Linked DNA regions of Homo sapiens: all the other regions are linked to region 1. The links are chromatin loops, found by intact Hi-C in ENCODE. Cell type or tissue: Caco-2. All regions are shown on one strand.

What was found. Peaks named below come from ENCODE experiments on the same cell type or tissue, not always from the same donor. Only the 100,000 strongest peaks of a DNase experiment are listed, where the experiment ranks them.
Region 2: it touches region 1 in a loop (15-fold over the local background); 54 of 110 quality-filtered maps call a loop at or near these places.
Region 3: a loop joins it to region 1, with 21 times the contacts of the local background. A loop is called at or near these places in 10 of 110 quality-filtered maps.

Annotation. Positions count from the first base shown.
Region 1 is chr10:101,437,519-101,445,518 of GRCh38, forward strand. The region is part of intron 2 of BTRC (beta-transducin repeat containing E3 ubiquitin protein ligase); the gene reads left to right. Among named protein-coding and RNA genes, the nearest start is that of BTRC, 87 kb to the left of the region's middle. RefSeq lists an enhancer at 3,741-4,241. In Caco-2, a CTCF peak has its summit at 6,796 (motif pointing left); a DNase peak (open chromatin) is centred at 4,883.
Region 2 is chr10:101,297,979-101,305,978 of GRCh38, forward strand. No RefSeq gene overlaps it. Among named protein-coding and RNA genes, the nearest start is that of LINC02681, 38 kb to the left of the region's middle. RefSeq lists enhancers at 190-259, 300-369. In Caco-2, CTCF peaks have their summits at 77 and 3,661; DNase peaks (open chromatin) are centred at 93 and 3,653; H3K27me3 peaks cover 295 bases.
Region 3 is chr10:101,566,421-101,574,420 of GRCh38, forward strand. No RefSeq gene overlaps it. Among named protein-coding and RNA genes, the nearest start is that of POLL, 18 kb to the right of the region's middle. RefSeq lists a silencer at 3,715-4,014. In Caco-2, a CTCF peak has its summit at 3,958 (motif pointing left); DNase peaks (open chromatin) are centred at 3,481 and 3,921; H3K4me3 peaks cover 1,482 bases.

The DNA of each region.
Region 1 (8,000 bases):
AGAAAATAGAAGTAGAAAGAAGGAAGGATTTTAAATGTCCTCCCAGAGATTACCGTTTCAGTGATACTAGTAATTTCTGAATTTCACCTATATCATATTGCTCAAATTCTACATTCATCATCTGGTAATACTGATTTTGGTCACTGTTTATCTCATAGATAGCTGCTCACATGTTTTTGAATTGAACAAAGTTTGAATTTGGCTTATATCTGACCACCACCTCCCTCTCATGTAATTGTTAGTCATTTCAAATTTTGCAGTTCCCCAAAGGTGCAGTGTGTTCTTTTATATATCTGTGTCTTTGCATATACCGTTCTGCTTACCTGAAAAAACCCCTCCACAAACACCTATTGTCCCTTACCCACTCTCTGCCTTTGTCTACCTAATCTTCAAGATTCAGCTCAAGCTGAGCTAGAATTAAAGTCTTCCCTGATCTTTATCTTTGCTCTCTTAAACTAGTCAGAGGATCTGTACCCAGAGCATGCATGGAATTCTGTGCCCTGTAAAATTGACATGAAGAAAAGGAGTATTCATTTTCGTACTTGATTCTTTAACAAAAAATTCCTGATTGGGTCTAACTTTTTACGTGTGTTGGATTAGATGGTCATATACAGAAGGGAAAGAATAGCAATATAAGTCTTCTCACGTCTGTAATCCCAGCACTTTGGGAGGCCAAGGAGGGCAGATCACAAAGTCAGGAGATTGAGACCATCCTGGCTAATGCGGTGAAACCCCGTCTTTACTAAAAATACAAAAATTAGCCGGGCGTGGTGGTGGGCGCCTGTAGTCCCAGCTCCTCGGGAGGCTGAGGCAGGAGAATGGCATGAACCCGGGAGGCAGAGCTTGCAGTGAGCCGAGATCGCGCCACTACACTCCAGCCTGGGCGACAGAGCGAGACTGCCTCAAAAAAAAAAAAAAAAAAAAAAAAAAAAGTCTTCTCATTAGCAATATAAGTAATCTAATTTTATGTTTTTATGTCTCACACATACACATACATATATACTACATTGTGTCAAATTAGTAAGTACAAAACTTTTGTGTATGAATTTCAGTTTTCTATTTAAAAGAAAGTACATAATTAGTTTTACCAAAATATAGTTGCTACTGTTCATTGTAGTTTCTACCCTTTATATGAGCCATTGTTTGGGGGAGTACTTGTTTTGTTACTGGTAATAAACTACAAGGGAAATTTGTAATATAATATTAGTATATTTCCCCTAGATTTTTAAAAAGCAGGTCATTATTTTTTTAAGCACTTCAACTGCAGCACAGTGCAATCTTTTGGGGAGAATTGGTAAAATGAGGATAAAATTAGTACAGGATTCCAGCAGCTTGAAAATAACACAATATTTGACCAAAATCTCTTTTGTATTCCCTACTCTGGTTCAATTCCAGTAGTCCTGGAAATGTGCCTATGGACTATTTACAGTGAGATTATAAAACTGAATCATGATTTTGGTGAATAGAAGCCAGAGCATGTGGCTACAGCACCCCAGCTGGCAGTAAGCTCTCCCTAGGTTTATGAATGTAGTTAGATGGTCCCCAACTGTTTACAAGACAGCAGAGGTGAGATATTTGATTGACAAGTCAGAAATGCATTAGATCATTCTCTCTGCCAGTCTCTGGTTCATGCTGTTAAAAATGTCAGCCTCCAAGTTTGAATGGCAGCCTGAGGGCCTTAGAAGCTTTTTGTTTTCTGAGATGGAAACACAAATTGGATGTGTGCCTGAGCGCTTCATCCTGGGCTGTAATTTCATCTTTTAGCTAAGAACCACAAGGTACACGAGCAAAGCACCCTGTAAACAATAATACTGTGGAAAAAAAATAAACAAGGTCGTGTTTCTGGTACGTTGATCCGATGGTGTCCTGACCTCTATCACGTTGAACATCTCCACTCTGATTGCTGTTCCCTTTGGCATTACAATGAGAGAAAGAGAGACTGACATACTATGAAGAAAAGATTTAAAGTTGCAGTATCGTTGCACATTCCTTGTATTGGCTATGAAATATTGAACTGTCAGAATGTGACACTTGGTTTTTTAAGCAACCTTTCTTGTTTGAGGTGTTTGCAGTTCATTCCTTTCTCCCCCATTTGTCTGCTTTCATTGATAGGGTTGGAAGTAGTTGCCTTAAATGCATGAAAAGGGACAGTGTTAAAGAGAAGTGGTGCTGATGGAGCCAAACAAACTTAACACTAGAAAATAAATGCAGGCTGTGGGGCAAAGGAGATAAAGTTGGGTTAGTGTATTATTAATAGTGGAATTTATGGAACACCCTATTGTAAGGAAGAATCAGGTTAGGTCCCATTTCTGTTTTTGTGGAGGCAGGAAGTTGGGAAGGTGGTATTGGGTAAAGAGATGCAGTGACATAGTTTGTTAAACTGATAGCCTACTATATGGCAGTATTGCCAGGCCAATCAGAATTCACCCAGCTATTTTATTTATTGCTCTTATTATCCAGTGTCTTTAACAAGTGGTGAAATTATAGAAGACTTTAAAATTTGGGGAAGAAAAATATTTTTTTAATGTGGAAAATGTGTATTTATAGTAAGAAAGCTCATTAGGTAATATGGAAGAAACATTATGCTTATATTAGTCCAGCTTATGCCAAATGAATAGAAAATCTTCCTTATAAAACCACCATATATTTCTTGGAAAATATTTTGTAGTAATAAAATGAGTTTTCTATTATGTTTTAAATTACATCTTTTTTTTCAAGCTATGAGTAGGAGTTTATAAATTACAATACATCTTAAAACAACATATATATTTTTTCTTCTAAGGAAGCACTATTGATGTATGCTTTCATTTTCATCCCTTTTGGGGCATTGAATTTACAAGTAAAGTTTTAACTGAGAATGAATGGCCTTTTGCAGTTCTTCTGGAGTATGGAAAAGAGTTTGTATTGAAAGTTCCTCAATGGCTGGGCACTGTGGCTCATACCTATAATCTCAATACTTTGGGAAGCTGAGGTGGGTGGATCACTTGAGCTCAGAAATTCGAGACCAGCCTGGGAAACATGGTGAAACCCCATCTTTACCAAAAATACAAAAAATTAGCCAGTCATGGTGGTGCCAGTCTGTGGTCCCAGCTACTCGGGAGGCTGAGGTGGGAGGATCGCTTAAGCCTTGGAGGTGGTGGTTGCAGTGAGCCGAAATCATATCACTACACTCCAGCCTGGGTTGACAGAGTGAGACTCCATCTAAAAAAGAAAAAAAAAGGCAACTATTTAGCTTAGCCCTCTCCTCTGAAAATGTGAAAGGCAAGAGCTGTTCTGCATCAGTCTAGTGAAATGCACTGGAAAAATGGTGTTGGTAATTCCTGCTTTGAGGTCATGCTAGAAAGAGAGAAGATAATACTTGTAAAATATAAGTCCTGCTCCTTTGTAGCCAGATTTTTGTCCTTACTTAAAAATATTGTGCTCAGAAAGTAATACCAAAAGGAGGGATATTAAGAACTAGTTATTGTTGTTTTTAAGTATTGCTCTGAATTTTTAAAGCATAAACATTGATGTAGATTTGCATTTAAGCTATGAGAACCCACTGTCTTGACTCAGTGGGGGAGTTTTCAAAAATCATTCTTGTAGAAATTGATTTCTCATTGGCTGATTTCTACAGGATGAATGAAAACAAACCATTTTTTGCAGTCTTAGAAGAATAAGAGGAATGCAAGTGTTTAAGAAATGAGACTGAAATATGCTTTATGGAGTTTTCTAAATCTGGTACAAAGAAACTACAAAATTTCTTCTTATGTATTATGCATCAATACAGTGAAAATGCCTCACAGCTTATGGGCTTTTTACAACCACACCTTCACAATTAATGATTAGCTTTATTATTTAAACTCCAGGCTTGCCTCATGAGCAAACATCAGTGTATTCATAGAACCATAGAATTTCAGCATTGGACCAGACATCAGAGGCCATCTAGTCACATACGTCTCATAATGTAGAAATCCTTTATGAAATGTGTTTGGAAGGGAGTCATCTAATCTCTCCCTGATCACTACCATTATTGGTGAATCAAACTTCTTGAAGCATCTTGCTTTTACTTTGTTGGTTCTACTAGAAAGTTTTTTCTTGGCCGGGCGTGGTGGCTCATGCCTATAATCCCAGCACTGTGGGAGGCTGAGGCGGGCGGATTGCCTGAGCTCACGAATTTGAGACCAGCCTGGGTAGCATGGTGAAACCCAGTCACTACTAAAAATCCAAAAAATTAGCCAGGCGTGGTAGTACATGCCTGTGATCCCAGCTGCTTGGGAGGCTAAGGCACGCGAATCGCTTGAACCTGGGAGGCGGAGATAGCAGTCAGCCGAGATCACACCCACTGCACTGCAGCCTGGGTGACAGAGTGAGACTGTCTCAAAAAAAAAAAAAAAAAAAAAGTGTAATAAGTCAGAATACAATGTAGACACGTCTTGTTTTGAACACAATTTAAATAATGTAATTTAATTACTGCCTAAGATTGCATATACTTCTTTGATTTGAATGATGGAAAAATTTCTAGGAACTTAGCCTGGGTTTGTTTCCTCATCTTTTCTTTGAAGCCAGAAAAGCATAGAAAAGCATATGTAAGCACTTTGACAAATGACATAATGTAGCGGCATATCAGAGTGGCACAGGTATTTTAAACCTAGCTCCAGTTCCTGAAGATGGTGAACATCTGCTTAGAGGTACTGTAGAGCTCCACAATGCACTAATTGAATTACTCTTTTCTGGAGTTGCGACTGCACTAATTGAATTAGAATCTCTCTCTCTCTCTCTCTCTGTCTCTGTGTGTATGTGTGTGTGTGTGTGTGTGTGTAAATGAGATAATTCCAACCTTAACGGGAGAGACTATGAGAGACATGACTGATGGTGTGTACTGTGCTGCTATCTAATGGCAGCCTATGGAACTACTACGTGGTCTCCAGGGAAGAGAAAATACAGCGTGACCTCAGTCTAACCCCATCCAGTTTAGTTCAGAAGGTCCCAGGATGTAATTTTGTAATTCTAAATTGAAAAGGAAAGAATGTGATAAATTTCTGTATTAAAAATTAAGATATATTTTATTAGGCATAAAGTTTTTAAGTACTAAGTTACAAATATTCAACTGAATTAAAAATTTCCTTTAACTGGTGAAAAAAAATCGAGTTGGTGGGTCATCTTTTTTCTCATTTTGTCCTTCAGTGACATAAACGTAAAAAGGAATTAACGTTTTTGAAATGTCTTAGCATCATAGAAAGGATAAATGATACAGGGCTTGTTCATATTTTTAAATACAATTTTTTTCCTGGTTGTTAGAAATAAGGTGTTACCAGATTTTGCTTGTATGTGATTATGCTTATATTAATTATAGCAGTATCAAAGTAAGTTGTACAGATCTCACTTGCTCTTTTTTTTTTTTTTTTTTTTGAGACGGAGTCTCGCTCTGTCACCCAGGGTGGTGCCATCTCGGCTCACTGCAAGCTCTGCCTCTCGGGTTCACACCATTCCCCTGCCTCAGCCTCTCGAGTAGCTGGGACTACAGGCACCCGCCACCATGCCCGGCTAATTTTTTTGTATTTTTAGTAGAGACGGGGTTTCACCATGTTAGCCAGGATGGTCTGGATCTCCTGACCTCGTGATCCGCCTGCCTCGGCCTCCCAAAGTGCTGGGATTACGAGCATGAGCCACCGTGCCTGGCCTCTGTTGTTCTACTTAATAGTTTAAAAATTAAGTTTACCACAAATTTGGGCAAGTTTTAAACCCTCCTAAGTGAAGTCAGTTATTTTGTTCCTTTAAAAGAAAAAAAGAATCTTAGTCACAATTTACTGATTTTTGTAAAACATGCAAATGTAGTCCTGCGCAACATTAAAAGCAAATAAATACACTGAGGACAACTCAACATGAAATATATTTTGATTCAGTTTAACTCTAGGCATTCTAACTTGTAAAAATGGCCCTTAACAGAAAAATACATATGTATAATCACTTGATTTATAGAATGTGTATGTGTGCATACAAAACCACTTCAGTAAAAGTGCTGTTGGTTACCATTCTGAGCATTTAAAACGATCACTTTCCATTTGATCATATTAAAGATATAGAAACAAGTATATAGCATAGAAAAGTTTTAATTTCTTCTATGTAATCTTCATTATTAAAATATGTTTGAATATGCCATTATTTTGTAGGCTAATTTGTTCTTCATTGTGAGATTGAGGTACTTAGATTTCTTGTATGAATAGCTCTCACTAAAATGACTATAATTTGTACTTTTTATATTGTCCTTAGGGACATTTTACTGATTTAGAAAATCCTTTTGACATCAAGTAGATGTAAGGCTTTACAAATAACATGGCCATTCACAACTAGCCACAACTCCGATTCGATTCACAGAGTACCTTTTATTTGCCAATTACTGTACAAAGTCTTAGGCATAAATTAAGATTCAGAACCTATCCTCAAGGAGCTTATAGTTATTTGTTATACATGTATTAAGTACTTATATACCAGTCACTGTGCATATAATTACTAGTGTTAACCATTAGTCATATGTATTTTTTTCTGATTTATTGAGCTAGAGGTCTGGCTTAGTAGCAGTCCTAAGGAAATGGTATACTTATGTTCATATCAGATATATCTCATCTCAGCAAAAAAGTGATAATGTATATTTCAGACTAGTCTGTGTCTTAAATGGTTTTCTCTTGCCTTTACATACCTTCTAAGGGAACAGTGATGTTTGTGATAGCTGTACATGTAGCTTAAAAAGAGATGATAATATTTGTTACAATGCCTCCTACTGGTTGATCATAGATTTTCAATCCTTGTTGTCTTCAGAACTGGTAGTTCCCACTGGTGATTTGATAGTTTGGGGCTTCTACTGAGGCTATAACTGAGAAAGAGTCTATTGCATACAAGGTATAAAGTGCTTCTTTAAACAGTCTGTTTCTAGAACCTAAATTGTCCTGGGACCAGCTCTTGATATAAAAATTCATAGAAACCTGTTTTTCACAGAGTGTGGTAACTCCTTGCCATAGTGCTGTAGTGTTAAAATTCACATTGGCCAGGTTGTTCTGTAAATTAAACACTGACAGCTACCCTCAGGGGAACAGCCAATGTATTTATGATGATGTGCTGATTACACAAAATACACTGCAAGCAGAAAACAGCTGCAGAGAATAAACCTCTTAAAAAGAATACAATTACAAATAGCACCCTCAGTATTTCTAGTGGTGAGTGTAGAATACAGCATGCTAATGCAAGTTTCTTACTAGTCCGCCTGAAAACAAAAAATCTGAAGGAGATAAATTATGGTTGAATGCACATGCGGTGCCAGCATAGCAGTGAACAAATTTCCTTTCTCAAGAGCATGGCTGTAAGTGCACAGATTTCAGGTGTGGAGTAGTCTAACCACCCTCCCTCATTTTGTTAGGTTTTATTAGTGGTTTTCTCATATATAGTAGGGCATGGCCTTGAGGTTATAGGGGCTCTAGACATTTGAAAGATATTACACAATGAATGGGGCAGGAGGGTAACTAAATTGTGGTTACAAATTTCTGGTAGAAACTCGATATGTTAGGGTTTAGTTATCGACATTTCATTTGAAGATACGACTATATATTTTCAGTGTTATTAATGGCATTGAAGATGGTGCCCTTGGAATTAATAAAAGGAGTCATGACTCTCTGGTAAGATCTTTCTGATTTCTTAGATTCTGTTTTTCAAGAATAATGGTGTTTTAGGACATTGGAATAGCTGATTGTATATTTGTAGGAGTATCAGCTCTCAAATATGTCCCTTTTCATTCCTGCATCTTACTGGTCACATGCATACAGGTAAGAAGATTAGAAAAAAAATTTTGTTTTCCCTATTTGAGATTCTCTCTGTTAGAGCTTAGGGTCAGTATCTATAAAATATATTTCAACTGCTGAGCATGCTAGCTTCTGTTTAAATCAGTAGAAAATATGTTGATCTTTCAAGACATAAATTTACTCAAGCCAACTGTAAGGTATAGCGCAGGGACATAGTGATTGGAGACA
Region 2 (8,000 bases), 140 kb before region 1:
CCTAATACGGTTTCCTGCTTGAGAAATGTTAGCATCACCTTGGCTGGATGGAGAGGGGATCAGGGCGCCCCTAGTGGTGGAGGCTGGTGGTTGGCAGAAGCGGCACCTCCTTAAGACTTCACTAGAGGAGCACGGGATAAAGTGTGAAGCAGCTGGAGGGAGGCCGAGGGGCACAGAGCCTAATGGAGGCAATCCCTCCGCCCTGTTTTGACTCAGGGCAAGATGAAACAGGGCAGGTGGCCAGGGAGAGTTGGAGCAGAAAGCTGCCTTGGAGGATAAATGCCTAGAGGGAAAAGACTAGAAGCCCAGAGCACAGGCAGCCAGCAGGCAGCAGGCAGGGGAGGAGAGGTGAGAAGGGAGGGAAGATATCCCTTTCCACGGATGTGCCTTGGCCCCTGCCCAGGCAAAGAGGGGCAGATTTTCCGTCTTGTCCCAAGCCCCTGCATCTGCCACCTTGTTTACCTCCTGCCTATTTATAGTTGCAAATTCCAAGCCTGGCATGGGACTCTGCGATTTATATGACTATAAACCTTCAAAGGGCACTGAGGGCTGGCGGGGAATGGGTAAAGACAGGGGCAGGCCTCGCAAGGTCAAAATACTCAGTCTCCCACCCCCACTGTCCTGACATCCTACCTCCTCACAACAGGTTGAAAGGCCAGGCTCACGCAAATAAGAAAATGGGTAGGAAGCCACAGTCGCCGCTGACTCTTCCTACCCTAAGCTTGTCCAGTTTAGGATTTAGAGCAAGGCAGAGCATGTCCTGGGTCCTGGAACATGGTGGGGGAAAAGAAGAAAAACAATAGAGCAAAACAGAGAGAACCTGTTTTAGTCTCCCTGGCCCCTTTTGGGAGGGGGTAGGGAAGCTCAGTGTGGGAGAGTGGATCTCATCAAGGACAATTGAATTTGGAGAGAGTGGGTGAGTCCAGGCTTTCGAGGGAGAGGGGAAATTGGGATCAGCAGCCCAACTCCCACCTACCCCATCCACTTAACAGCAGAGGGGAAGAAGAATGAGACCTGGAGCACTCCTGGCCTCTGGCTTCCTTCTGGGGGTGCCTTTGGAGGCCTGAATGGCTCACCTCTTATTCAGAACAGGGTGCACTGGTTTACCCAATGCCTGGGTGCCCAGTCACCATGGAATTCTGCTAGCACTGCTCATAGGCCAGATCCTTCCCTTTAGAGGCACCCTCTCCTCAGCCTCTGGCTGACCCTCTGCTTCAATTCATCTCCCTTTCTATTTTCTCTGGACCTCCAGCCCGCCATGTGTACTCACGTTACCGCTCCCCACAAAGTGCCCCTTGCTTTGCACCTGTGCCCTCAGCTGACTATTACAGCCTCCTGCTCTGCTCTTCCCCTCAAGCCCACCACACTGGTCCCCACTCCACGATGTGTCATATGTAGCTCAGCTCTGTGTGTGCATGTGTGTGTGTGTCTGTGTGCACGTGCATGCATGTTTGTGGCTGCATGTGTAAGAATGTGCCAAACAGTTTTGAACATGAAGGAGGGGGGAACCCAGAATGGCTTTCTCCTTGACTTTTTTGTTGTTTTCCCATCAACCTCCAGTCTGCTGGACTAAGTCTAAGGACTTAGGGAGGGAAATGTCGCTCTTAGAGTCCATGTGACCCACTGGCCACTTCTGACCCTCTTTTACAGCCCCCCTCCCCGACCTCCACCATCTGGGGTCTCAAACCCCTCACCACTAGACTAAGCCTGGTGAGAGGCAGACAGAGCTGAGGGTCAGGGATTGCTCAGTTGGGATTGGTCCTCTGGCAGGGGAGGGCACTCAGTCAACAGAGACTCCCATCTGGCTTTGGGCTTGGTCTCGGCCTTGGGTAAAGTCATATAGGGAAAGGCGGAGGCCACAAGGAATGAACCAATTCTTGGTCTACTCCTCTCTCCTACCGTCCCAGCCCAGCCTATCCTTGGGGACAGGGATGCAAATGAGTAAGCCAAGTCAAAGTCCCTTCTCTAAGAAGAGAGACAGAGAATAGAGAAGATGTCACAGAGCCCCTTTTGCCACCTACTAGTCTTCTCTTTTTTTTTTTTTTTTTTTTTTGAGACAGGTTCTCACTCTGTCACCCAGGCTAGAGTCTACAGTGCAGCAGCATGATCATAGCTCACTGCAGCCTCTGCCTCCTGTGCTCAAGCAATCCTTCTGCCTGAGCCTTTTGACTAGCTAGAACTACAGGCATGCACCACCACATTTGGCTATTTTTTTCTTTTTTTTTGTAGAAACAGGATCTCACTATGTTGATCTGGCTGGTCTTGAACTCGTGGCCTCAAGCAATCTGCCCACCTCAGCCTCCCAAAGTACTCAGCTTACAGGCATAAGCCACTACACCGGTCTCATAGTGTATTTTTTATCTAGTGCTTTCTCTGTGGTGGGAGAGGGGGTATCAGGAGGCATTGTCAGATGTGAAGATGGTGTCTGGGATGCTTATTTTATTTATTATTATTTGTTTTGAGACAGTCTTGCTCTGTCGCCCAGGCTGGAGCGCAATGGCACTATCTCAGCTCACTGCAACCTCCGCCTCCTGGATTCAAGCGATTCTCCTGCCTCAGCCTCCTGAGTAGCTGGGATTACAGGCATGCACCACCACACTCAGCTAATTTCTGTATTTTTAGTAGAGATGGGGTTTCACCATGTTGGCCAGGCTGGTCTCAAACTCCTGACCTCAGGTGATCCACCTGCCTCGGCCTCCCAAAGTGCTGGGATTACAGGCGTGAGCCACCTCGCTTAGCCTGGAATACTTAACTTTATATGCCAACTTGACTGGGCTAAGGGATGCCCAGATAGCTGGGAAAACATTATTTCTGGGTGTGTCTGTGGAGGGAGTTTCTGGAATCAGTAGGCTGAGTGAGGAAGACTCACACTCATCACTGTGGGTGGGCATCATTCAATCTGTTGATGGCCTGAATAGAAGAAAAAGGCAGAGGGAGGGTGAATTTGCTTTCTGCTTGATCTAGGCCATCCATCTCCTCTTGTCTTATGATTTGACATTGCTGGTTTTGGGGACTTAAGACTTGGACCAGGACTTATACACCAGCCCCTCCCCGGCCCCCACAGTTATCAGGCCTTTGGGCTTGGACTGGAACTATACCACTCACTTTCCTGGGCCTCTAGCTTGCAGTCAGCACATCATGGGACTTTTTGGCCTCCATAATTGGGTGACTCAATCATTCATAATAAGTCCCTTTATCTACCTTCTTCCTTCCTACCTTCCTTCTTTCTTCTTTCCTTTCCTTTCTTTCTTTCTTTCTTTTTCCTTTCTTTCTCTATCTCTCTCTTTCTCTCTCTCTTTCTCTTCCTCTCTTTCTCACCTTCTCTCCTTGTCTGCTTCTTTCTCCCTTTCTTCTTTTCTTTCTTTCTTTTTTTCTTTCTCCTCTTTCTTTCACTCTTTCTTTCTATCTCTATCTCTCTCTTTCTCTCTCTCCTTCTTTCCTCCTCTTTCTTTCTTTCTTTCTTTCTCTCTTTCTCTCTTTCTTGGTCTGTTTCTCTGGAAAACCCTGACTAATACAGTGTATGAGGACCTGGGGAGAAATCGAGGACCTAGATGGAGGTGAGGTGCAGTGAAGAGAAGCCAGGAGGACCTGCAGAGGGGCTGGCAGCAGAGCAGAGCTCACCGTTATGCCCTCTCCAGAGGGAGGCAGCAGAGGACCATGGGAATTGCCCCATCCAGCATTAGCAGTTCAGTTCCCCTTGCTTCACTGTCTACCATGGAGCCCATATCTAGGGACTCACCTTGTTTGAATGTTTTTACACTTTTAGTCCCTGCCCCAAGGAGAGATGCCTTGGGAAAGTCAGCCCTGATTTAGTCCCTCCCAAGCTCCTCTCTTCATTCCTATGTAGAGGCTTCTCTCCTTTGTGTCTAGAACTTAGAGAACATACTTTTGTCCACTCCCCACCTCCTTACATTTCTCAACCTCCCCAGCTCCCTACCTCCTACACGCCCTTGGAGGCCATGATCCAGCCCAGATTCACTGCCCTGGAGAGGCCCGTATCTCTGCCCTGTGGCCATGCTGAGCCATGACTGTGACAACTAGACATTGTTAGCATCTGACCCCCATCATCCCTAGGGAGTTTCCAGTGAGGGCCCATACTCCTAATGTCTTCTTTTCCCTACCCCCATTTAGTCACTCACCAGGCCTACTTCCTGGATATGAGGACCAGGTCTGGCCCTGGAAGTGCACAGGGAGATGGTCCTGTGCTGGGGACCAGGCTAGCATAGGGGCAGCAGCTAGGTGGAGGAGTTCTGAGGTGTGGCCTTGAGTGCGATGAAAAACCAGTGCCTCATAGCCTAGTAACATTCCCCTCCCTGCCAACATGGCACCTCTGTGGTCCCTCAGCCTGGTTGGAAGTGGGGTGGTGAGGAGTTGGGGGGCACAGGTAGATGGAAGGTGGGGAATGGGGTGGGAGGGCACAGGTCAAGGGAACAAATATCTAATTTTTTCAAAGCTCAAAAACTGGAAGCAACCTAGAGGCTTCAAAGTTAAATCCTGGAGCAGAGAGAACATCTCCTGTGCATCGGGTAGAGGGAGCCAGGGACAGAATGGCCTTGGTTTGAGGATGATCTTATCAAAAAGGAAGCTAAGAGTGACCAGCTTTTTTGAGACCAAAGAGGGCCAATGGGTTCCTTCTGAACTCTTACTGGGATGGGAGTGGCTGAGAGAGCTGTAGACCTGAACCCTGGGGGGCACAGCTGAGATCCCAACAGAAAGGAGCCCATGTGTTAATAACCACTATAAGCCACGAGAAAGTCAGGGTCAGGGAGTGGTGGATTACTACTGGTCTCTCTTATCCAGTCTCCTGTCATTGACTCCAAGACATCTGGGTCTCAGAGAGTCCAAGATGCAAGGTAGGCAGCTACCTTACAGATCATCTGGCCTAGGACTCATTTTATAGATAGAGAAAAGAAGACTCAGAGGGGATAGGAAGGTGCCTGACTGTACCACCCACCATCTCAAGTCATCTATTAGCTTAGTTATAAGATCTCAGTTTGACCTCATCCTGTGGAACTCCAGGCTTACCTGCCTGCCCAATGGATTTGTCCCTAGATTAAGTTTCCCCTCCACCCACATTGTTGCTCTATGTTTGGACCCCTCCAGATAGGCCTGATGGAGGAGCCCTGATTGGAAAATTTCCCCTCCCCTTCCCTGTCTCAGAATATAGCTTCTTAGGGCGCTCCCTTTGCAACTTGAGATGTCACTGTCTTTCTATTAAAATGTCTTTTCCACTCTGCCTCTCCCTTTCTCTCGCTCTTCTCCAAACCCTACCCCCTCCACCCCCACCTGCCATCCCTTCTCTAGATAGAGCCCCAGAACTGCTGAGATGAATCTCTGCAGCTTTGTGGTTCTGGGCTGTGTTCCTGGTAATTGAGTTGTGCTCCCTAGTCATGATGGGGGAGGGTGGCAGTGGCTGCCGGTGGGTCCAGTCATCCTTCTGCTAGCTTAGCCCCTTCCACTGTGATCCAGCAGAGAGGGTGAGGAGGAGAGAGCTGGGGATGCTTCCTTTTCCCCAGCCCTCCTTCTCCAGCTCTCTGTCTCCCCCTCTCCCCCTCCCTGCTTCATCTCCAGCACAAATCACATGGTGACAGCCACATCCAACCTTTGGGGAAGGGTTTGTAAATGTGTCTTCCTTAGCTGTGATCTCCAAATTGTTCCTTTTATTGCATTTGTCACGGTGAAGATTAAAGTCCCTGGGTGGTCTGCACCACAAATCACAAAGTCTGCTCAGGGAGAGGCTGCAGGTTGGGAACTGATGGAGGGGTCTGGGCCCTGTTACAGGGTGTGCATGCATGTGTATACTCACAAACACCCGATCCCATGTGTGATGAGGATTTGTACTTAGGAATGGAAAGATGTGCTGCTGATATTGTCCTTCTGAGTTGTTAGCCCCCTTTATAAGCACAGTTTTTGACCTCTTCCTCCAGGCTGTCTTCCAGGATCTCCCTGCCCAATCTGTGGTTGGCATCATGGTCTACATTGCTCTTTCCCGTCTCTTCCATCAGTGGGGAGGGAAAGCTGTGGTCACATCAGAGATATTTCAGGATATCCCCCTGGATCTTTGGTCACATTGATCTCTAGATCTCATCCTGGCAGCCCTCTTTTTTTGAGACAGGGTCTCACTCTGTTGCCCAGGATGGGGTGCAGTGGCACGATCTTGGCTCACTGCGGCCTCAACCTCCTAGGCTTAAGCGATCCTCCTGCCTCAGCTCCCCCAAGTAGCTGGGACTAAAGGCGTGCACCACCATGCCCAGCTAAACATCCTGGCAGCACTCTGAATGGGTCAAGGGCAGTTTGGGCCCAGAGCTCCCAAGGGACTCACATCCAAGCCCCAGAAGAACAGCTGATCTTACCCTGTCCCAGCACCCCCATATCCTGACTTTCTTTCTCATCCTGAGACACAACTGGTTGCAGAGGGAGCACAGCTGACATGGAGGAAACACAGCTGAGGAACCAAGAGGACAAAAGCTCCCTTGTACATGTGCGCTGAAAACAGCCCCCTTATGAGGTGGGCTTCCTGCCTGTCCCTCATCCACATTCATAACATTCAAATTTATGCTGTAATCTCCACCGCTCCATATGTATGAGCCTTTGATGGGTGTTTGGGTTTATGGGATGCACCCGTCCCTCCATTCCCTCACCCGCCCACCGCCTCCAACCACTGCAAAGACGCTCGTACATAATTGACATCGGCAGATTCTTTCATTATACAAGATTTAGCATCTGCTCAGGGATCGCTCGCTCCTCACTCACCATAGATGACTTTTCCCCGCGTTTCCTATTATCAATTCAAATTAGCCCCATTTCCCCACCCGACCAGTGCAGCGTTTACACTTGACAGTGAGGAAACAGCAAGGCTATAATGGGCTCCTCAATTATTTAGGCCCAGGTAGGCCAGGACCCAGAAAGCCTTGACAAGGGGATATGCTGGGGTGGAGTCATTGTAGAGGGGAGGATAGGGCAGCAACTACCTGGTCCCTGTTTGGCCTTATAGCCCTCTACCCTCTCACTTTCCACCCTGGGACCCCCTTCCCCACCTCACACACATGTAGGTCTCTAAGGAGCAAGACAGTCCCTTCCTGCCCCCATCCTCAGCAGCAGCTCTCTCCCCTTCCATCCCATATTTGCTCCACATGAGTACCCAATGGGCCACTGGCATAAACCAAAGAAGAGGTCATTAGCACCTGCCGGGCTGCCCCTCCCCTGAAGACACCCCTGTCTGAAGGTTCATCTGTCTCCATGAAGGTGAGAGGTGGTGCCCCAGGATTTCAGAGATCAGTAGAAGAGTCAGAAATCCAGCTGCAGAGCCCTAGGAAGAGAGAGATAAAGCAGGCCCAGCTGACACATGAGACACACATCAGAGCCTGAGGGAGCCGAGAGTGTTGCCGCTGGGGCTTCGGGAGAAGTCACAGGCAAGAAGAACGGCTTGGGCAAGGCTCCCTCTCAGACCACACGGACTGTGCAGAGCTGTAATTAGGTCAGTTCTGCCCACCCACTGGTCTGCTATTCCAGGCCCAGCCTCCTGTAATAACTCTTGGGCCCAGCCAGTAGCTATTCAGGAATCAGGGGCTCTCCCGAGCTCACTAAATGGCCTAAGTACAGGGGCAGAAGCTCCTGGTCAGCACCGAAGCCCTAACCCCTCCTTCCCATCAACCCTCCTCTCATCTGAAGCAGGGCTCCAGGCAGTCAGCTCAGCTCAGCAAAACCCTGTGCCCACTTCTGCATCCCCCTCCCGTCCCCTTCCTCAGCTTGGATCAGTTTCCAAAGGCAGCAATGGGGAGGTGGCAGGCAGGGGTCGAAGAGGCTCTGGGATTAGCAGTGTCTTTCCCATGCTTGGCTTCTCCAAAATCAAAGAATTCCTCCGTCTGATTGGATTTACCCTAAGTCACAGGCGTGTGGGACCTTCTTTCCCTCAGCAACAGCTGGAAACAGCCCTAAATATGATTAATTAACGCTGTAAAAAGCCCTGGACACAATTAAGATTTATGTGTATGCGTGTG
Region 3 (8,000 bases), 130 kb after region 1:
GGCGTGTCTCTCAGGTTCCGCGTGCATGTGTGTGTGTGCGCGAGCATGTATCCAGCAGGCCCATGTGCATGTGTGCGCGCCTGTGCTCATGCACGCCCCCCCTCCCGCTGTCAGCCGCGCTGATGACATTGGCGCAGAGGAAAGTGATGACAAATGCCCGTTATCAGCGAACGAGGCCGATGACAAATGGGCGGGCGCCCGAGCAGCCCCATTACGCTGTAATAACAGAAGATGGATGGCCTGGAGCCCCCCCACCCCCACCCCGTGCCGGTAACGGGAGCCGATCCTGCTCCGCCCGCCCCGGGAGGGAGCCCAGCCGCTGCCGCCGGGCCGCCAATCACGTCGGGGCCCAAGACGCCCAGACCGAGGAGCCGTGAAACCACGCGGCCCTTCTCGGCGGAGGAACAAAGCCCTGCGCTCAGCGGCCGCAGGGGGCTCACCGGGCGTCTGGCCTGCCTGCGGCCAGGACGTGCAGCTGTGCACACACATGGCCTGCACACGCGCCAGGCGCCTATATCCTTGTACGGTGCACCCGCAGCACTTGTTCAGGCACAACCCTGACCTCATGGGACCATGCACACATCCTTTTGTGTCACGCACACACATACATCTGCCACCAGACCTGGGTATACACCCGCCAATGTAAATCCATGCACACACCACCGTGCACACCCGTGTACCTTCAATTCTTACACAAGCCTACAGAAACCACTATGTCCATACACATGTATGCGCCTAACATGATTGCTCATGCATAGATATGGAAATATGTATACATATAAGCAGAAATGCTTGCACATGAACACAAGCCCTACACACTGCTCTGTGCACACAATTCAGGGTGTCTAAACACCCACACACATGTAAAAGATGCCCACAGCTGCATCAACAAGTATTGACTGAGTCATACCATGCACCTGTCAGTTAGGTGCTGGGGCAGTTATAATGATGAAGGTAACACCATCCCTGTCTTCTAGAATCTTAAGTTTATGGGAGTGGGCAGATGAATGGCTGTGAGTGAAGGCAGAAAGTTGCTATGTGCTTTGACCCAAATAGTTTGTGATATAAGATTTACAACTGGAAAATCAGGACAGTCTTCCTGGAGGAGGTGGCTAAAGGAGGAGTGAATTTTTTAGAGGAACTGAATTCTGAACAAAAGGTATGGAAACGGGGAAATGTAGGGAGTGTTTGAGGACAAGAAGTCTAAGAGGACAGGAATCCAGGTGAATGGCATTGGTTGAGTGTGGTGGGAATGAGACTTCTCAGACAGACTGGGACTGGGAGGCTGGAAGCCAGGAGGCAATCGAGGAGGGTGGAGCCTGTCCACCTGAGAGACCCATGAGGCCTGGGCTAGCCTAAGACCCGTGAGGCCTGGGCTAGCCTAGAAAGGAAAGGAGAGGATCAGGAAGTCAATGAACCAGAGAGTAAGCGGGCGGGAGGCGCCAGGCAGGCTGACTTGACAGGACCCTGCACTTACACGAGCCCCATGCCTGATTGTACATTCTACTGTCTCTGTCTTGAAATTCTAATTTTTTATTAAGAAGCTCCTTGTTTTCATTTTGCACCAGGCCTTGAAGATTATGTTGCCCATCCTGGATCCTGAGGTTTCCAGGCTGAGCTAGTAAGACAGGCCAGCAGGAGTAGGTTTGGGAGAGGAGCTGGTGAGTTTGATTTGGGACGGGGGGTATGTGAGAGGCTGGAAGTGGAATGGGGGTTGAGGAGACAGGGGAAGATTCCATGTCTCCGTCCACAAAGTGAGAATTGCTGCCTCGCATCTGCCAGCGCCCAAGTCCACTTCTATTCTGCAGTGAGTCCGCGCCCCACCAGAGCCCTCAGACATACCTATCCTGTGCGCGCGCCCCTTGCTAGAATACAGCACTCGCAAGCTCCCAGTGTTGCCCCTACATTCTCAGGGCCTGACACATGGTAGCCACTCAGTACCTGTTTGTTGAATGAATAACTGTATTCATGAATACATGTGCACATATGAATCCACATACATACTCACGGGGCATCCATTGTCCCCACCACGAAGGGTACCTGCACGACCGAATATCTTCCCCTATCCCACTGTCACTGCCCCACACTTCCTCCAAGACTTTTCTGTTACCCTGTGTCTAACCTGGGGGCGGAATGCCCTTGCCTCAGTGGCCCTCTCATTGGGTGTCTCCTTTGCAGGCAGAGTTGGGCAGGAGTTAAGGAGGAGCAGAGAGCGGGAGAAGGCCAGGACCCGGGGGAAGGTGGGACAGAATAGAGGCTATGACTGAATTCCAGTCTCAGCTCCTCCCTGGCTTCTCTCAGCTCAAACTTCTTCATCTGCAAAATGGGGATGGCAGGCAGAAAGGCATTCACACGGACACCTGGCTGCTGACACCGAGATAGAGTAAATCGAGGCAGGCTTTGAGAAGGCTGCTTCCCTACCCCCAACTCTGGGTTCCCTGCGGTGTTGAAAGTGGATGAGGGGCCCAGGGGATGACCCAGGTGATCTCAAACAAGGGGAGGGAGGCTGGCACTCCTGAGAGGAGGAGTGGTCCACTCCCAGTAGAAACCAGATGATACAGGAACTGAGACCCCAGCCAGTGCCTTGTACAACCCACATACAAGCAGGCACAGAAATGAGGTGGCCCCCAAAGACTACAGTAAACACTCTGACCTCAGGTAGCTTGGGGTGGGAGGAGGCAGAGGACACCAGAGAGAGGGGCCTGGGGAGGGAGCCCGGTGGAGGGGGGTGGGGGGCACCAGGGTTCCTCTGCCAGGGTACCCTGCCTTCCAACGGCAAGGACTGCTCCCTCCCCCCTCAATCAATGCTGGCTTCCCAATATGAGAATGGAAAAGGCGTGTGTTCCCAGGAACCCCCACCACCCCCACCTGTCTCCTTCACCTTCCTGTGACCCATTTTGGGTCTCTCCAATGTGTTCTGGTCACGCCTCTACCCCAACCCCCACCCCCATTGCAGCGGTGTTAACCATCACCTCTCAGACCTGTCAGGAGGTCCTTGGGAAGCCCCCAGCAAGGGGACTGCAGTGAAAGGCACCAGGATGAGAGGGGAGATGCCGGCAGGCAGGGGATGGGCCGGCTAATGGGCCTCGTCCCTCCTCCCCTCACCAGTTCACTTCTTCTGTAGCGTTATTGACCTGTCATTAGTTATCCGTCCAAGGTCGACGGGCCTGGCCCAGCCATAAATCACGGCGGCTGGAGGTGGGCTACAGGCGGAGCGATGGTCCCTGGGATGCAGTCCAGAGCTCAGCCCCCAGCTCAGCCCGGGAGGAGGCGCAGACGGCCTCAGCAAGTCTCGGAAGAGCTTCCCCGGGGGAGCTGGGCCCGCTTTCGTGTCCACGCATCCCGGCCCTCCTCCGCGAACCTTCTCAACTTCCCCACGGTGCTCCAGGCAGCCCCTCCCTCCGTCTCTCACGCCTTTCTCCTCTCCCCATCTCTTTCTTCTCTCAGGCTCTGCCTTCAAGGTGGGCGGGGAAAGAGGGATGGGGTGGGGACCTGGGGAGGTGCTGGTTCCCGCCCACTCGGTGTTCTCACCCCACCTGATCTCCCAGTTTAGAACATCCAGGATCAAGGACAGAACACACCCACGGGGAAACTGAGGCACAGAGCCCTGACCAGGGTTGAGTGTGGGGAATGGGGTCCCACCGGATTCAGCACCAAAGTCACCAGTCCCAGCTCCGCTGTCTCAGCTCCCGGCGGGGTGACGGGGAGGCTCTACCCCCTTCGAAGGGCACGCCAGGCCCCTTCGGGCCGCCTCCTGCAGAGAGGAGCGGGGGCTCGCGCTGCAGCAGCGCAGTGGGGACCCTTCCGCCCCACCCCACTCCACCCCACTCCACTCTCACGCCCGAGATCGGAGAGAAGCCCGGCCGCGGGTTTCTTGCCCCGCACCCACCGCACCCTCAACCACACCCCACCCAGGCCTTCCGCGCGGCCGGACCTCTTCGCCGGTCCTCGCGCGCCCTCTGCTGGCGGCTTCCAGGAAGCGCGCCCGTGGCCCCCAATACCCGCCCCGCCCCCAGCCAGGCCCCGCAGCCCGGCAGGCCCCGCACCCGTCCCCAAGGACGCCCCACGGAGCACTCCCCATCCCGCCATCCCCGTTTCAGTGCGGCCGCTCCCATTTCGGATCCCAGAGGCCCGTTTGTTCCCAGAGGGTGGAGGGTGTTAGGATCAGGAAGGCAGAGCCTGAAGCTAGAGTGGCGAGTGAGGCTCCTCCCTGCGGAGCCCGAGGGGCATCTGCAGCCCGAATTTATTCTTCGCAGGGAGGTAGAGAGGGGACATCTCCTTGCAGACCGCCCCTCCGCTTGGTGGTCCTGAGGCTCCCGTGGGCACAAGGTAAGGGAGAGCCAAGGAGGCCCTCAGGTGGGTGGACCCTGGTTCTCAGAGTCTCTGAGGTGGGAAGCTGGCGCTCAGGACTGTTGCCAGCAGGAAGGGGAAGAGCATGGCCTCTGGGTTCTCCTCTGGGGCCACGCCCGAGGGCCCTCGGCTCCCTCCCCGTTAGGCAGCTCGGGAGGAAGGGGAACAGGCCGGGGGATGATCCCCTTACAAGGTGCTGTCTGGCTGACAGGTAGGGAGGGTAGCTCGACCAGAGGCTATGCTCAAACTGGCCCCAAAGTGCTCCACAGAATGCTGGGTCCAAGGTCAGGATGATGAGGGAGGATTCCTCAGCGGACGCCTGGAGCTGTGGGGAGGCGACGTCTCAGGCCAGGCGAGGCCCCCATCAGGCCCTGAGGTGGAGTTGGCATGGGGACAAGTGAGGCATGTGTGGGCTGTGGGGCCGGACCGGGTGTGTGCAGGGACATGAGGCCAAGGGCTGAGGGGAAAGGGTCAGGTGTGTGCAGGCCCGCTGGGGCCATGGGGGACAGGGCAGACACGTAGGGATGTCTGTGAGCTACAGAGCCCGGACCCCTGCCTCCAGCAGGGCTGTAGCTTAGGAGTGCTCAGGCATTGGAGCCCTCGACACCACTAATTCCCAAATGGAGGTGGAGAGGTCAGGAGACCCCACCTCAGGGCAAGCGGGCGACTGCTGATTCCAAACCCCAGGCTTCAGGGCCGGGGACTGTGTCCTTCAACATCAGCACAGGAACCCTCCACAGACTGAAAAGCTCAGGCTCCTTGCTTCAGATAAGGGGGAAGGAGGGAAAGAGGTTAGGACAGAAAGCCCAGTTACATTTGGGATGGATCGAACCAGTCCCAGAGAGGAGCCAGGAAAACCAGCTGGGCTTCCCAGGTCACACAGATCTGAGCTGAAACCCAGCTCTGTTCTTCATATGGTGTGTGACTTAGAACTAGTAAATGAACCTCTCTGGGCCTCACTTTCATCATCTGCAAAATGGGGATAATACAACTATCAGAGGGCTGTTGGGAAGCCTACATGATATAATCCATGTGCAGAATGGGTTAAGGGTGGACTGGCCAGGCTCAGGAGTCAATAAATGACGGTGAAACTCTGCTGAAACAAACCAGAAATAGGGTACAGCTAACTCCTCACTGGAGGCTCCTTTCATAACCTGAAAAATGTGCCTTGGTCTTCTCCAACCTCCATAGAAGCTGTTGCCTTCTATCTAGTAGGAATCAAAAACATCTTTGGCCGGGTGCGGTGGCTCACGCCTGTAATCCCAGCACTTTGGGAGGCCGAGGCGGGCAGATCATGAGGTCAGGAGTTCGAGACCAGCCTGACCAACATGGTGAAACCCTGTCTCTACTAAAAATACAAAAATTAGCTGGGCATGGTGGCATGCACCTGTAATCCCAGCTACACAGGAGGCTGAGGCAGGAGAATCGCTTGAACCCGGGAGATGGAGGTTGTAGTCAGCTGAGATCGCGCCATTGCACACTCCAGCCTGGGCAACAAGAGCGAAACGCCATCTCAAAACAAACAAACAAAAAACATCTTTTACTGGCACCAATCCAGGCACCATGAATATATACATTTGAAAAACTCTGGTTTGGGAGGAGGAAGGGAACTCTGGTTTGAAAGGGCATCAGATTAGCCTGCCTGGAGTGCCCACAACCTAGAAGGCTCTACCTGAGCCAATGCCACAGAAACTCCTCTTGTCAAGGACCCACTCCTGTGAGAGGGAAGCTCACTGCTTACCACGCAGGGGCCCAGACTCCACCTGGGCAAGAGTCACAAATGTAAATGCTTACAGGGTTCGGTCCCAGTTACAGCAGTAGGGAGTGGTGAGGACTTTGGGTCCAGTCAGTTACTACCATGTGGGAATATAGGGGAAGGATGGCATTAGGACAGAGCACCCAGCCCTCTCCCAACTTCATCCCCTGCCCACCTCCTAGGAGCTTCCTAAGACACCCTTCCCCTAGGCCCTATGAGTCTGTTTCCTACTGCTGCATAACAGATTATCACAAACTCTGCCCCTTAAACCAACACCAACTTATGATCTCACAGTGCTGTAGGTCAGCAGTCTGAGCAGGCTCAGCCCAGTTCTCTGCTTAGGGTCCCACAAGGCTGAAATCCAGGTGTTGCCAGCCTGGGCTCTTCGCTGGTGGCTCTGGGAAAGGCTGCATCCACACACATTCTTGTTGCTGGTGGAATTCAGTTCCTTGTGGCTGTAGGACTGTTTCCCTGCTGGCTGTCAGCCAGGGCTGCTTTTCAAGGATGCTCTCTGGCCTTTCTCCTGCTTCAAATCTCTCTGACTGCCCTTCTGCTACCAGCCAGAGAAAGCTCTTTGCTTTTAAAGAGTTCATGTGATTAGACTAGGTCCTTTTGCCGTATAATGTGACATGACCACATGAGTGACACCTCATCACAGTCATACCCACACTCAAACGGGAGATAATCCAAAGGCAAAGATAACTGGGGGTGATCCTTTGAATCCTGCCCAGCACACTTAGCTTCTGGGGTGGGGTGGAAGCATGCCTTACTCCTAGGTCCAGCCCTCCTGACCTCTGAGAGACCTTGAACCAGGGCATATCCCATCTCTGGGCCTCAGTTTCCTCTTTTATAAATGGGGTAAGGGGGCTGGATGGCATCTAAAATTCCTCCCAGGTCCCAAATACTAACTGTGACACAGGGGATGGGGAATTCAGATCCCTTGACTGGGGGGCCCCACTGACCATGGAAGAGCAGGACTGTGTTGCCCTCCAGCAGCACCCCCATCCCAACCTCCCACAGGGCCTTGCTAGGGACAGCAGGATCGGTGACAGCCACACAGCACAGCAAAGGTGCCCAGCATAAGGCGGCCAGCTCCCCCGCTGAGCTGAGCTGTGGGCAAGTGGAGAGGCTGCTTCTGTAGCCAGAGACCACAGTGCCTGTGAGGCCCCATAGACCATGATGGGTCTATTATGGAGCCTGCACAGGGCAAGGTGGGCTGGATGTACTTGGGAGTGGGGTGGGGCAAAGTCCATGTTGGGTGGGCAACAACCCTCCTACCTCTCCACTCAAGCTGGTTTCCAGGCTCCTCTCCCAGATCCATCTCATCAGTCCTGATCTCAGCTTCTGCATCTCCAAAAGGGCCTTCTCAGGCTCCTCCTGCCCCTCCCACCTGGCCCTAGCTGGACAAGGGGCATTGACTTCAGCATCCTAGGCCCTCTGAGAGTCCCAATCATCCAGCCCCACCTGCTTCACTCCTCATCTTTCTCCCAGGCCCCTCCTACCCTCCCCAGGTGCCACTTTCAGTTCTGCCTACAAGCTGCCCTTCAGGGGTCCCCATTCCCCCAGGCTCCCACCAAGGCCCAGCAGAGGGGGCTGGAAGGAGCCCCTCCCCAACTCCATCCAAGCGCGGGAGCTGGGTAAGAGGCGGGGAAATGAATATTAATTTATCATGATTAGGCAAATCCGGCAGGGAGAGCCGATTCCGGCGGAGGAGGCTAAAAAGATGAATTTCAGCAATAAAATTAAATAAGGACGGACGGGCAGCCCCTCCTCCCTCCCGCTTTGCTGATCTCTCTCTTTCTTACAATTTATGAGGCCAATTATGAAGATGAGGTTGGAAGTTCCTGGAACTTCACTAAATGCAAACGGCGGTCCCTGCTGTTCCCATCAAATT